Linked DNA regions of Mus musculus: region 2 is linked to region 1. A link is a contact called in ENCODE Hi-C data. All regions are on one chromosome and are shown on one strand. Each heading gives the region's core, a stretch centred on a gene start or an enhancer-like site at or near the end of the contact. The rest is flanking DNA. Distances are from core to core; before and after follow the strand shown.

Region 1 (6,929 bases), core at 3,021-5,520:
CCCTAGGCAAAGAGGTCACCAGGAACTCCACTTCCTGACCTTCTCGCAGCCGCACAAAGCCTGGGCCAGTCCAGGACGGAGTCTCTCGGTTGGTCACCAGCCGCTCTACCACCTCAAGCCCCTGAGTCAATGCAGTCAAAGCAGAGATGAGGTGTCAGGTGAACCACTGTCTCTTCTGCCACAGCCAGCCCCAAACACCATGTCCTGTGCCAAGACCTCCCCCAAGACTGAATAGCAACCTAGACCCCCCAAGACACCACCCACAACCCCTCCTCTCTACCACACCACCCACATCATATGAGTGCTCCCACCTGCCCTTGGGCAGCCTCAGCCTCCCAGGTTAAATGGTCCAGAAAAGGCCGGAAGTAGCCAGGCTGCACTTGTTCGCAGCGCCGCCCAATCATGTGTTGGCGGCAGCGGCACTGACCGGTGGCCTCATCACACCTGAGGAATGCTGTGGTTACCAAAGGACCCATGCTTCGCCTTCCCATCCACCTCCCAAGCACCTGTAACAATACTCACTGAGGATCCAAGGCACCGCCCACATCACAGTCACAGGGACGGCAGCCCAGCAGGTCATGGCTCAGGCCCCAGTGGCCAGGCTAGGGAAAAAGGAATTGCTGGAAGCCAGGAACAGACCTCCTTGCCACCCACCAGGGAGTCCAGCATTTACCACTGACTGGTGAATGCAAAGCCCCCAGACCACTGGTCTAGACCCTTGACCTGCCAGACCAGACGCTTGTCTTCCAGGACTAGACTCTAGGCTCTCAGTGTCCACCCACTGGACTTTGCCCATGTGCTTTGAGAACAAACCCAGGATCCCAGGACCCCAGATCCCTCAGTCGTACCAGACAGCGGTCACAGCCATGTCCGGTCACCAGACGCTTGCAGAAACAGGTTCCACTACTGGAGTCACAAGGGGAGCTCCCAGGCACTGTGCCCCGTGAATTACACTGGCAACCTGTAGTGAAAAGCAGCCCATTTTAGGGAGTAAAAGCAGGTTCAACTGCATCAAGAACAAGAGGCCTGGGGTTAAAGGTCGACACAGGAGTTAGGGCAGGAGGCACATACGCTGGCACCCTCGAGGGTCACTGGCACTAAGTCCAAAGAAGCCATCACGGCATTGCTGGCAGCGAGTGCCAACCACGTGTTCTTTGCAGCGACACTGGCCTGAGACCAGTCCTAGCACAGGGTCATCATGAGAATCACAGCGACCACCATCTTGAGAACCCATAGGGTCACAGTCACAAGCTGAGAAAAAGGAGAGTATAAAGTCACCCCATCGCAGTGACCATCCTGAGCCTTCCCCTTTCCCTGTTCTGGTTCTACCCCAAGCCCTGACCACACCAATCCTGGGAACCGGTACTATAATCCAGCTTCCTAGTTCCTGACGCAGGCTCAGCTTTCCCTCCCTCATGCCCAATCCCAGCCTTACGACGGCACACAGCTGGGTCCCGCATGTCCTTGGTGGGGTCACGGTAGAAGAAGGGCCGGCAGAACTCACAATGGCGCCCAGCTGTGTTGTGCTGACACCCATCGCATACGCCTCCACTTACATTTCCAGATGCCAGGTAGACAGCCATGTCAAAGTGGCAGCTATGAGTATGCCCGTTGCACTCACACTCTGGAGAGAAGGCAAAGACCAATTGGGAAACCAGGTCCCTAGGGTAAGGGACACCGCGAGTGGGGCTAGTATCATCAGCCTATGGTACCATAGGCTAGAATTTGTGGGTGGCAGCTTAAGGCTTCAAGGCTCCAAAACCTTTTGGGACTGGTAGCCAGAGCAGATGGGTTGAGGGCCATCAAGGCCTGGATACCCTTCAGACAAAAGCCTAGGTATTTAGGGCTTGACCAACTAGCTTTTGGCTCACCCAGAGCACAGCCCGGTTAGAGTTCTGTGTCTCACTCACTCCGACAGGCGTGAGTATGGCCGTCCTCTGCAGGGTGCCAGGGAAGGTCCTGATAGAAATCCTGACACTGCTCACAGTTGAGTCCACGAGTATTGTGCTTGCAGATACAGGCTCCGTGTACCTGTGCAGATACGAGGGGAGGTTGACAGCACCATCTAGAAATGCCTGTCCCTCCCCGGCAACCCTGTTCCAGTCATCCGAAGTACCTTACCATGCCCTCAGCATGGGCCGGCGCCCCTGGTGCAGGCGCACACTGTGAGGCGTGGCCATAGCAGAAGCAGTTGCCACGGATGACAAGTTCATAGAGAGCATAATAGTATTTTTCCCGGATCTCCCTCCGTGGGTCAAGCAAGTTGTCTCCCAGTGTGTGAAGCCGGGTTAAGTTCACTCGTAGGTTGGTGATCTTCAACAGGTCTAAGAAAGGGAAGAGGGTCTCGTCCAACTAAGCAGGTGGCCCCTTGTTGCCTCGTCCCCACCAGTGCCACCATTGGTTGCAGCTGCCAAGGTCACCTTGGGAGACCTCTTTTCTATTGCTCCCAGAGCTAAACTGGGCTTGGCATTTGCCCTAGGAAGCACCTAAAATAGTTACTGAGGCCCCAAATAGTCCCCATCCGGACACTGAGACTGTGCCAATCTCCATAGTAGAACACTCACTCTGAATCCGTGAGCTGTAGGGGTCTGGGATAGGAATAGCAGGGTCCAGCACACGATAGATGACCTAGCAGGGCAAGAAGTCCACAGATAATGAACCTCGCTTCACGTCCATCACAGACCCCACTAGCTGGGTCCCAGCCCTTACCTCGCCTTCCGTAGACGGCTCGATTTCTGAGTAGCGGGACTCACACACTACATCATCCCAGCGACGTGGCGGGGCCAGTGGGATTCCCGGGAAGTCAGCCCCGCAGTCATAGGAAAAATATCGGTACACGTGCCAGGTGCGGCCAAAGTCTGCAGAACGCTCCACCAGCATAGCAGCAGGCCGGAACGTCTGGATGGGGAAGGAGGACATGTCTGACTAGCAGGAACCAGGACTTCAGTCCAGCCTAGGTTACGGAGAGCTCTGCTTAGTCATGATCACTGCTGAGCATCTCAGACACATGGGAAAGACTAGGAAAGCCAGACCATGATCAGACCAGGGAGGACAGCCACCTCTGACAGGCAGGTTAAAATACCACGAGACCCAGAGAGACTGTATCTGACTTAGCCTAGGAATGGGGCACAAGAGAGCATGTGCAGAGGTGTTCAACTATGGAAGCCATGCAGGACGTGACCATGCTTCACACATAGAGCACAACACAGGAGCTCAGGGAAGCTTCGTTGTAGAGCTAGGACTCTGTTAGGGGGTACTGAGAAGCAAAGCAAAATCAGGCGGGTTCGCTGACGCGCAGGCACCTTGAACGTCATAATGAGGTGGGTGAAATGAAACTCAGCTTCCAGGTCCAGTTGGATGGTGACCATTGGAACCCCTGCAGCAGGAATAGGGGGTCAAGGTTCTGCGGTTACTGGTTACAAGCCCTAGTCATCCTGATGACCTACTCAGGGGCTCACCGTTCTCCGATTGCCACCAGGCTGTCCGGCGTTGTGGCGCAAAGCTGGTGACTACATTCTGGATCCGATGACTATTTGGGTTGTCTCGAGCAGAGAAGGGACGTCGGGAGTCACACAGGAAACACTTCTTTTCGTCCTGGATTGGGTGGAGTGTAGGATAGGTACCTTAGCTGGGGCCGACCCCACCCTGACCCAGCCCTCTCCTCTGGGGCCCCAGAAGCACCTGCAGGTGACTGACAATACAGTAGGGTTGAGGGCTATGCAAGCCACACGTGGATGAGGCCGTCAGTCTGTCCGCACGGCCCACCAACAGGTCACCGGTGGCTGGATAGCAGCTTCCTCGAGAACAGCCAGGTACATCCAAGGACGGGGCCTGGGCCAATGTGGCAGCCAGCACTGAGGACAGTGGGTCAATCAGCTCAGCAGGACTCCTGGTGACTAGCCCCATCCCTTGGGCCCCTGGGAACAGCCTGCCACCCCTGGACCTACCATCACATCCCACAACCTTAGGCCTCACCAGGCCCCCTCACCACTTAGAAGTAGGCCCAAGCGAAGTTCCCATGGCAAAGGCTGTCCCTGCCTGCCCCTCCCTGGTTCTCCTGAGGCCCACTCCATCCTGAAGAAAAGTAAAATAGAGATAAAGAGAGATAAAGAGTCCACAGACGAAAGCCCACCACCTCCCTTGGGGCTGATGCTGACCCGACCGTGTGGGTACTGGGCTGGTGTCCCTCCAGGCCCTCAATCTGTCCAGGGTCGGACCTAGCAGTCACTCCTCCACAATCTGAGAGACTCTGACGACTTTGAGTAAAGTTGGAAAGCAAGGGAAGGAAGTAAAACACGGAGTGGATCTAAAATAGGATTATAACTGAGGATAGCACCCCACCCCCTACCATACCCCTGCCCGCTGCAGACAACCCTCATCCTAAGAACCAGACTTTGGTTACTTCATCCACTTTCTTTTTAAGCTGAAGTTTATTTAGCAGATGTGTACTTAGCAAAGAAGCAGCTTAGTTCGAGGAACTAAAAGGGAGCATCCAAAAAGAAATTAGAGTAGGCTGCTCAAAGACAGAGCATCCTGGTCCACATATCTTCATCGGATCCCTTAAGTCCCGATGTGAACCAGGGGTTGCTGGCAAGCATGGCATTCAGGGGACAGGAAGAGGGCTCGTGGAGTTGGCGGGTGGCAGAGGTAAATCGAGAGGTTTGTGATCTTTGTGTATCAGGAAGGCAGATGGAAGGAGCTTATGGCCTTTGTCCTGGTGTCACTATGGAAACCACAAATCAGCCGCGGGGCTCCCAGGGTTACAGCATCAGTCGGGAGATGGATGGGAAAGGTGCAAGCTAGAATTCTATTGTACCTGTGGAAAGGTTTAGGACGCCCCAAAGGATAGACTAGGACTGAGCTCTCGGAGATACTGGAAAGGCCACGCACTACTGCCTGAAACAGAACTCCGAGGAACTCGACCGTCCATAAGCACTCCAGCAAATGGGTTGCGAGAAAGGTTGCCTGTTTCCTGATTAAAATGGGCTGTGGCTACTCAGTTACCCAGAGGATGGGTTCTGGGTGACAGACTCTGGACCACCAGCAACAAGTGAATCCGAATCTTGTGACTATTTATCCACGCCGGACTTTCCAGTCGCCTGGCAGCCCGGGAGCGGAGGGTTGGAATGCGCGCACCCACTAGGCGCGCGCCCCACCCAGACCCCTGGGACTTCAGGCGGGAAGAGGGTGGGTTCAGGTCCGTACGGCTTGCTTTGAGTGCCACCGCTATGAACAGACTGCTGGAGATCAAGCAAAGATTACTGGAAGCTGCAGGCGCCTGTGGGAAAGCTGAAAGTTCAGAGGAAACTTTCCGCCTCACAAAGGAGGATGGGGGCGGGGCAGTCAATCCGCTGATTTTCCCTGTCACTAGAGTAGACTCTCCTGTCACCTAGAGGAGTCCTGTGAGCAATCTAGGGAAGCTCTGGTATGCTAGAGGTGATAGGTCAGAATTTTAGATCACTCGATAAAGGGGCAGGATGGGGCTAAGGGCATTAGAGGGAGTTACATGATAGTTCTAGTCTCAAGGTTAGACGGCCAATGAGGGACATCATAGAGTCATATTTATTTATTTATTTATTTAGAGACAGGGTTATTTATTTATTTATTTATTTATTTATTTCGAGACAGGGTTTCTTTGTATAGCCCTGGCTGTCCTGGAACTCACTTTGTAGACCAGGCTGGCCTTGAACTCAGAAATCTGCCTGCCTCTGCCTCCCCAGTGTTGGGATTAAAGGCGTGCGCCACCATGCCCAGCTGTCCGTTTTGTTTTTTATTTCTGAGACAGAATCTCCTGTTTCTAGGGCTAACCTTGAACTCACCCCTCCTGGTTCTTCTTTAGTAAGAGATGTGTGTGCCCCGACATGTGCATGATATTCAGGGGATGAAGGCTTGGGATTCATGGATGCCAGGCACACTGTAGCACTTGAGCTGCGTGCCCAGGCAACTGTGAAACACTCGCCAGCTTACTAGCGTTCCCCTGGAAAGTCTGTTCAGCCCTGTGAGTACGCCTCAATAGCATCAAGACCACCCACCTCTGCCTTCCACTCTGAACAGACATACATACACAAGTCAACATGTAGCCACAAAGACACACTGGATGATCCGAATGGCTATTTGCAGGGCAGCCATATCCCAGAGCCTTAGTGCATAAAACAATGTTTTCCAGACCTGGATGTCTGTGAAGCTTGCTGTGGCCTGGATATCCTGGAGTTGGTGAGGCAGGGTCAGATGTGGACTCTGTCTTCCTGCATCCCCAAGTCTAAGCTATAGTTTCCTGGGGCTCCCTGTATGGCTCAGTAACATTGTGCCCATTCCTGATAAATGCTCCAAATTTATGACTGCTATGTCCAGGTTATAGGATATAATCTGTGGGAGGCATTTAGAGAACCCTATGCAATAGACAGGGTTCAAGGGAAAGGACGGATTCCCACAGAGCACAGAAGCACAGGCTGAAAAGTTACTACAAACAAGATGGGAGATAGACTGAAGAATGTGTGTCTCAGCTCCTGCTAACCCTCACTCAGCCTGCCCCTTGGAGAGAGTCCTCACAAGGTAACATCTCTCACAGTATCCCACATTTCCATCCACTACTCCGGTTCTGTCAGGGGTTTCCAGGGGATGTGGGTCCAGCATCAGCATCCTATTGACCCATCCCTCTTCAGCTCCCACCCACACAAGATAAATAAATAAAATGTTGAAGTGGAAACTTAAGGGTTCTTTGGAAAGTTGGTTGGATGGTGTTTGGCTGGGGCGAACTCGAGAAGGAATGTTTCATTAAAGTGGACACAGGTGAAAGGTTAAGGCAGACTCATGAAGGCTGAGGGCTGGAGAGATGGCTCAGCAGTTAAGAGCACTGACTGTTCTTCCAAAGGTCCTGAGTTCAAATACCAACAACCACATGGTGGCCCACATCCATCTGTAATGAGATC
Region 2 (6,596 bases), core at 4,057-6,556, 430 kb before region 1:
TGTGTACATGTGTCTGGGTGTCTGTAGGTATGTGTACATAAGTTTGGGTGACCTTAGAGGCTAGGGGTGTCAGAACCCCTGGAACTGGAGTTACAGTGAGTTGTCATTCACCTGATGTGGGTGCTGAGAACTTCATTCAGGTTCTCTGGAAAAGCAGGGCATAGTCAACCACCAAGCCGTCTCTCCAACCAGAACTGCTTATGTATAATGTGTGTGTGTGTGTGTGTGTGTGTGTGTGTGTGTGTGAGAGAGAGAGAGAGAGAGAGAGAGAGAGAGAGAGATGGAGACGGAGACGGAGAGACAGACAGAGAGAACATGAGGAGGCCAGTGTATACCCAACAGTGAAATTGCGGGGTCTGAGGATAACTTTTTGGGAGTCAGTTCCTCCCCTTCCACCTCATTTTGAGGCGGTCTCTCTCGCTTCCCCTACTAGTGTGTACATGTGTTCCTGGCTGCCGGTTTTCCTGCCTCTGCCTCTCATCTCATAGATGTGCTAGGCTTTTTCCAGACAGGGTTTCTCTGTGTAGCCCTGGCTGTCCTGGCACTCACTCTGTAGACCAAGCTGGACTTGAACTCATAGAGATCCACCTGCCTCCGAGGGCTGGGATCAAAGGCGTGTGCCACCTATGAATGCCATTGCATCTAGATTTCGTGTGAGTTCCTGGGGCTGACTCATGTGGTCAGGTTTACACAGCAAGCATTTTTACCTGCTGAACCATCTCCCTGTTTATAGTTATCTTATGTAGAAATCATCACCCCTTTAAACCCAGCACCTAGGAGGCGGCAAGGGCAGACAGTTCAAGACCAGCTTGGTTTACATGGTGTATATGAGGTTACCAGGGCTACATACCAAGGCTCTGTCTTAAAACAAAACAGAACAAACTGTAAGAACCATAACCCACAGCAAAGAAGCATTACAAGGATGTCAGGAGTTGGCACAAATGATTTTCTTTTTAATCTACTATCACAACATCTGTCAAGTTACAGCCCCCTTTAAAGCCAGGTGTTGGGGCATGCGCTGTGATGCTCGCACCTGGAAAGAGGAAGCATGGGAAGACAGCAAGTTCAAGTCCAGGCAGGGCCACAGGGTTTAGACTGTCTCAAAAAAGCACACACATGGCCTCTTTTTTTTTTTTTTTTTCTGGTTTTTTGAGACAGGGTTTCCCTGTGTGGCCCTGACTGTCCTGGAACTCACTCTGTAGACCAGGCTGGCCTCGAACTCAGAAATCTGCCTGCCTCTGCCTCCCGAGTGCTGAGATTAAAGGCGTGTGCCACCACGCCCGGCTCATGGCCTCTTTTAAACTTGTGGTTTTTCTCATTTTGTTTCTTGTCAGAGAAGTCAAAGACGAGACCTCGTGCAAGCTAAGCATGTGCTTTGCCGCTGAGCCCCAGTCCCAGCCCTTTTCTCATTACTTTGATAGAATTCTGCTTCTCTTTGAATTTGTAATTGCAATTTCCTTTTCTAAAACATAGTACTCTAAAGATGCCTACTCCCTGGGATCCAGTCAACCCGTCCACCCAGGTTAGAGGAAGGGAGGAGAGGAAGGAGTGGAAGGTTCCTTTGAGGTAGCTCAGTTCTCACTTTTTTTTTTTTTTTTTTTTTTGGGCTTGTAGAGACAGGGCTTCTCTGTGTAGCCCTGGCTGTCCTGGAACTCACTCTGTAGACCAGGCTGGCCTCGAACTCAGAAATCCACCTGCCTCTGCCTCTCAATTTAATCTGGGATTAAAGGCGTGCGCCACCACGCCCGACAGTTCTCACTCTTATTATAGGGACCTTGGAGCTGCTCAGGCAAGAGTGTGTCTGATGCCACACAAATAAAGGCAGATAGGGATGCCTGAGTGGCCTGAGCTTAGGGCTCTAGGGGTCTGAGCTGGTAGTGTGAGGATGGGGTTAGAGCTGGGAGGATGGAAAGGAGTCAAGGATCTAAAGACTGACAACCGCTGGGTACCCAGAGCGGTGATCCCTTGGGAAGAGGGGCATGCAAACATGGAGAAGGAAGCCAGCTGGTGGTTTCTGGTGGTAGGCCTTAAGTCCTGATTTCACCTGTCCTCCCTGAGATGAGGCAAGGACAGAGCTAGAAACAAAGGAGTGGGTACACCCCACTGAGGGGGCAGTGATGCCCAGGACTACCTGCCTACCTATCCTGTGCACTGTAGCTTCAACAAATCTCTAACAGTGGAAACAGGCCAGGGTTTAGACAGTCCCTCACACACAGGCTGGCACCAGCTGACAATTTGTCAAGGGCCATGAAGGAGAAATAGCTCAAAAATAACAGACTCATGGAATGAAGCCCACTGGCTAGCACAACCACAATGGCTCCTTTCTCCTTCTCCCTCATAGTCCCTACCTTCCACTCCCAGCCTGGTAACTCAAACTCCACTTTTCCCCTATTCTCCCTAGTAACTGGTTGTAGCCATTTTTAAAATTTATTTATTTATTTATTTATTTATTTATTTATTTATTTATTTATTTATTTTTGCTTGCTTGCTTGCTTGCTTGCTTGCTTGTATGTCTGTGAGAGGGTGCCAGATTCTCCTAGAACTGGAGTTACAGTCATGAGCTGCTGGCCAGGTGCTATGAATTGAACCTAGGTCCTCTAGAAAAATAGCCAGTGCTCTTAACCATCTCTGAGCCATCTCCCCAGCCCCTAACCAATGGTTTTAAACTGGGGAGTAAGGTTTGCACAACAAAGGCTGGTGTGTGTGGGAATTTGCTTGTCTTTGGAGCAACCAGATCTTGGGGTATAAAATATAGCATAAGAATACAAGAAGCACCAGAAAAACCCCAACATTTCCCCCTTTTTGTCTGAATAAAAAAGACTTTTTCATAATAATAAACAACATACAGTAGGAAAAAATATGAAACAATTATGAAAAGTGTCAGGTAGGAGTTACATCCACAATGTCCAGTCCATTTATATTTGGCAACTTTACAGAAAGTATTCTATCATCTCTCCTATACTGGTGAGTTCAGAGTATTGTATCTAAATCATTTTCTATCATAACTTGTATTCTAATTCAAAACATCTTCTTAGGTCCTAAAACAACTTAAGCTTAATTTTGAGAGTATAACTATCTAGTCCTTAACTCCGTTAGATACCTGAGAAAGGATAAATGTAACGACCCCCTGCTCCCTTCCCTGAAAACAGTTATGTCCTGAGGGCTTCATGCTGTTATGAAGTTCTTCTCTGCTTGCTGCCCTCACATCCCTCTTTGTTTGTTTTTGGGGTTGTTTGTTTGTTTGTTTGTTTGTTTGTTTTTCTGAGACAGGGTTCCTCTGTGTAGCCTTGTCTGCCCTGGAACTCACTCTGTAGACCACGCTGGCCTCGAACTCAGAAATCTGCCTGTCTCTGCCTCCCATATGCTGGGATTAAAGGCGGGTGCCACCACTGTCTGGCTCTCACATCCCTCTTAAGAATTATATGAAAATTCAAAGGGGCTTCCAGTCCCTCGCTGGGCCGTATCTCTGGCACTCACAGTGCTAATGCCTGATCTCTCTCAGGCATTGCTGCTGGAGCAGGTTATGGTTCTATCACGGCCTGGAGAAGGAAGAACTTAGAGATGGAGATTGTCAGCAATGACTGCCACCCTTAGCATTTGGAAAAACAAACTGCTAGTGAACTTAGCTTGAGATGTTTTTGCTACTGGCTCTGATGTAGAAAATCTTAGGAAACAATTTGAAGTTCAGAAAAACACACTCTTAATAATTGAGCTGGGGACTTTTTGAGGTCAGAGAACAAGAACAATCTAGCTAGATTGGAGGCTGGACTGGTGATGATTCATTTCTTGTATCCATTTTTGCCCTCAGCTTCCTGATATGATTTAATAAAAATTGCTATTGTGCATTCTGAGGTCTTCAAGTAGTTTTTTATATAAAAGTTTAGATTTGTGATTCTTTTAAATAGTTATAGGATTACTTAAGATAAATAATAAAATAGATTCTTTCTTTGTAATCACGAAATGCTGCCTGCCAGTTAGACAAACTGGCTGAGAAACTTACCTTGCTTGCTCACACCACACTAATCTATAACAAGTTGCTTAGTTACAGATGTATGTGGGTTCTTGGGAATAATTTCTGGTTTTTTTTTTAACCTGTAATATGCAAAATGTTTTTTCATGTAAAGATATTGAGGAACCTACTGTTTTGTTTTGTTTTATAATCATTCACTAAAAGAAAAATAGAATGTAATCATATTATTTCTATACTGCTTAAAAGATTTTGCTGGGATATATAAGCTAGAGTAGAATTTTTTTTTTCACTGATCTCTTTTGTGGGACCAAAAAAGAAGAGCATTCCTATGCCCTGTCTCCGTTTACCCTGAACGTCAGAGCTGATCTTTGACAACAATCGGAGAAAGAGAAGCATATATTGGGTCACCCAGACTGAGGGGGGGACCCTTTTATTTGAATTTGTTGTTGGGAAGCCAGCCCCTGCAGGTGGCCCTCAATGTGGAGCAGGATGGCGTCCAGCATGTGAAGGACCCTGAGGACCAGCGTGCGGTCTGAGACAGTGGGCTGCTCTTTCCAGTGTTTGCCGGAGCTGGAGGTCACTGCTGGGAGCTGAAATATAGGACCAGTGTGAGGGTGGAGGAGGGCCAGGGACCAGCGTGAGAGTGGAGCTAGAGAGAAGGGATGTGGGGAAGTGTCAAAGAGGATGGGGGGACAGGGGAATAGGTCACTGGGTCTCCAGAGGCTAGGTGGCCCTGGGGCCCATGGTGGCTGGATGAAGAATGGGAATGGGGACAGATGGACCAGAGGACTAGTCCTAAGGAATGATAGGGATGGATTGGTTGTAGACATAGGTTCTGTGGAGATGCAAGAACAGGTCACAGGGAGGAGGACAGGATCAGACAGGAAGCCCACAGGCCCTAAGCCAGGGTGATAGGAAGAAGGTTGAGTGGGAGGCATGGCCCAGGGGGCATGAGCAGAAGCAGGAACTGCAGAGGACAGAGTGGAGCTGTGCTCACCTGACCCTTAGCAACCTTAGCTCGCCATCGGTGCACTATCACACGGCTGACAACCAGCAACATGGTGGTGGTGATTGTGACCCCAGCCACGGGGTAGATGCGATTTCCTCCCAGGCCCAACCAGTAGCCAGGGCAACCCAGACTGTTCTTGCAGCTATCCAGGCTATTTGGCTGGCAGCCCCAGATATCTGGGCTGTTTGGCTGGCAGCCCCAGGGCTGCAAGTCCAGCCCTACTTGGTACCAGAGGGGCCTAGACCAGCCTTGGCTAGGGACAGGCATCACCAACAGGAACAGCGATGGCACTAAGAGCAATGTGTACAGCATGACTGTTAACACTTCGAGGAGCCGGAACCCTGGTACCTTGGCAACGGGCAAACACCCCTCCCCCAAGAGCAGGCCCAGCTCTGAGGCAGCAGCAGGTTCCAGCTGGGCCCATGGCCTTTCAAAATACAGCTTGGCCAGATGATGGGAAGTGGGGAGATGGACTCCAACCCTCCTATCATCCTTCCCTAATCTAAGCACCCTGCTGCCTTTAGGGTCCAATGTTCTCCACTCGGCTAGCAACTGCCACGCTGGTAAAACAGAGCACAGGGAAGCTTCCGAAACCCAGCTCAGCTCCACTCTGCAAGCACTTCCAAGTGTGGCTTCCTTGAAGTTTTCTGCTGGCTGCTGTCCTTGCCTCACTCAGACCTCCCTCACCACCCTTCCTTGTGCTGAAAGAGCATGGCTTCCCTCCTAGAAAGTCACCTTTCCAAGGTTAGAGAGAGCCTCACATACTGCCGTCACCCCTCCATGACTACCTTGGTGGTAGAGTCCTTTCTCCTCTAGCATTGACCCCCACCCGATTTTCTTTAGAGCATTTCTGGCTACCTACATAATCATCTTTATTCTCAAACTATAAAAACATACCGGCTTCCTCCTAGAACCCATCCGAGGCCAGCCTGACAAGTTCTTGTTTGAGGTCTGCCTCTGGCTCCAGGTCTTCATTCAAACAATATTTACCGAGCACCCAGACCCAGTGCCAGAATGGAGCGTGACAGAACAGATGAACAAAAAGCACTGCCTTCCTCCTCTGCGTTTTGGCGGGAGCTCAGATGGCTTGTAAACACTCTGGTGCCAGACACGGGCAAAAGCCACGATAAATAGGCCCAGGCAAGGGTGCCTGGGTGATTTGGAGGTCAGGAAGCCTCTATCTACAGTTGGGAACTTGCCCGGTACCTAGCACCGCGCCTGGAGCGTACCTGATGAATAGTGAAGTTCATGAGTTCTGGGCAGGAAATGTGGGTATTGCATTCTCTGGGCATTCCCATGTGTAACCACCAGGCAACCCATGAGGCTACCCTCCCTTTTACTGCTTAGGAGCCCACTGCCCTATCCCTCCCATCACGGGGTCAGTGGCCCAAGGGACCAACTCATGTTGCTGTTTTATGCCTGAAGTCAGCCGCTTCTTGACTGACATGCTCTGCCGATCTCAGTGCTCTATGAGTAAGCAGTTCATAACCCTGACTTTTAAATCCAGCAGCAGACCATGTGAATGGCTCTGTTCTTTAGCTGGGAGCTCAGGGGTTCACGCCACATCTCTCAGAAACACCAACTTCACCCTGCCTCTTAACCGGGTTTATCCCCGAG

Evidence for each region. A loop is a pair of places that touch in the nucleus more often than their neighbours do.
Region 2: a map of regulatory T cell shows a loop between it and region 1 (4-fold over the local background). The contact joins the promoter of Tmem89 here to the promoter of Lamb2 in region 1. A Hi-C loop is called at or near these places in 2 of 37 maps with a recorded cell type or tissue (T-helper 1 cell and regulatory T cell).

The regions. Positions count from the first base shown.
Region 1 is chr9:108,477,203-108,484,131 of GRCm38, reverse strand. It overlaps Lamb2 (laminin, beta 2), which reads right to left and starts at 4,270. Exons shown (of 33, transcript NM_008483.3): 1 at 4,158-4,270; 2 at 3,989-4,074; 3 at 3,682-3,854; 4 at 3,459-3,594; 5 at 3,303-3,376; 6 at 2,710-2,898; 7 at 2,565-2,628; 8 at 2,122-2,324; 9 at 1,911-2,031; 10 at 1,436-1,624; 11 at 1,072-1,251; 12 at 849-961; 13 at 523-602; 14 at 312-444; 1 more. The coding sequence starts at 4,073.
Region 2 is chr9:108,913,329-108,919,924 of GRCm38, reverse strand. It overlaps Tmem89 (transmembrane protein 89), which reads right to left and starts at 5,306. Exons shown (of 2, transcript NM_027066.1): 1 at 4,968-5,306; 2 at 4,362-4,560. The coding sequence starts at 5,291. The coding sequence ends at 4,375.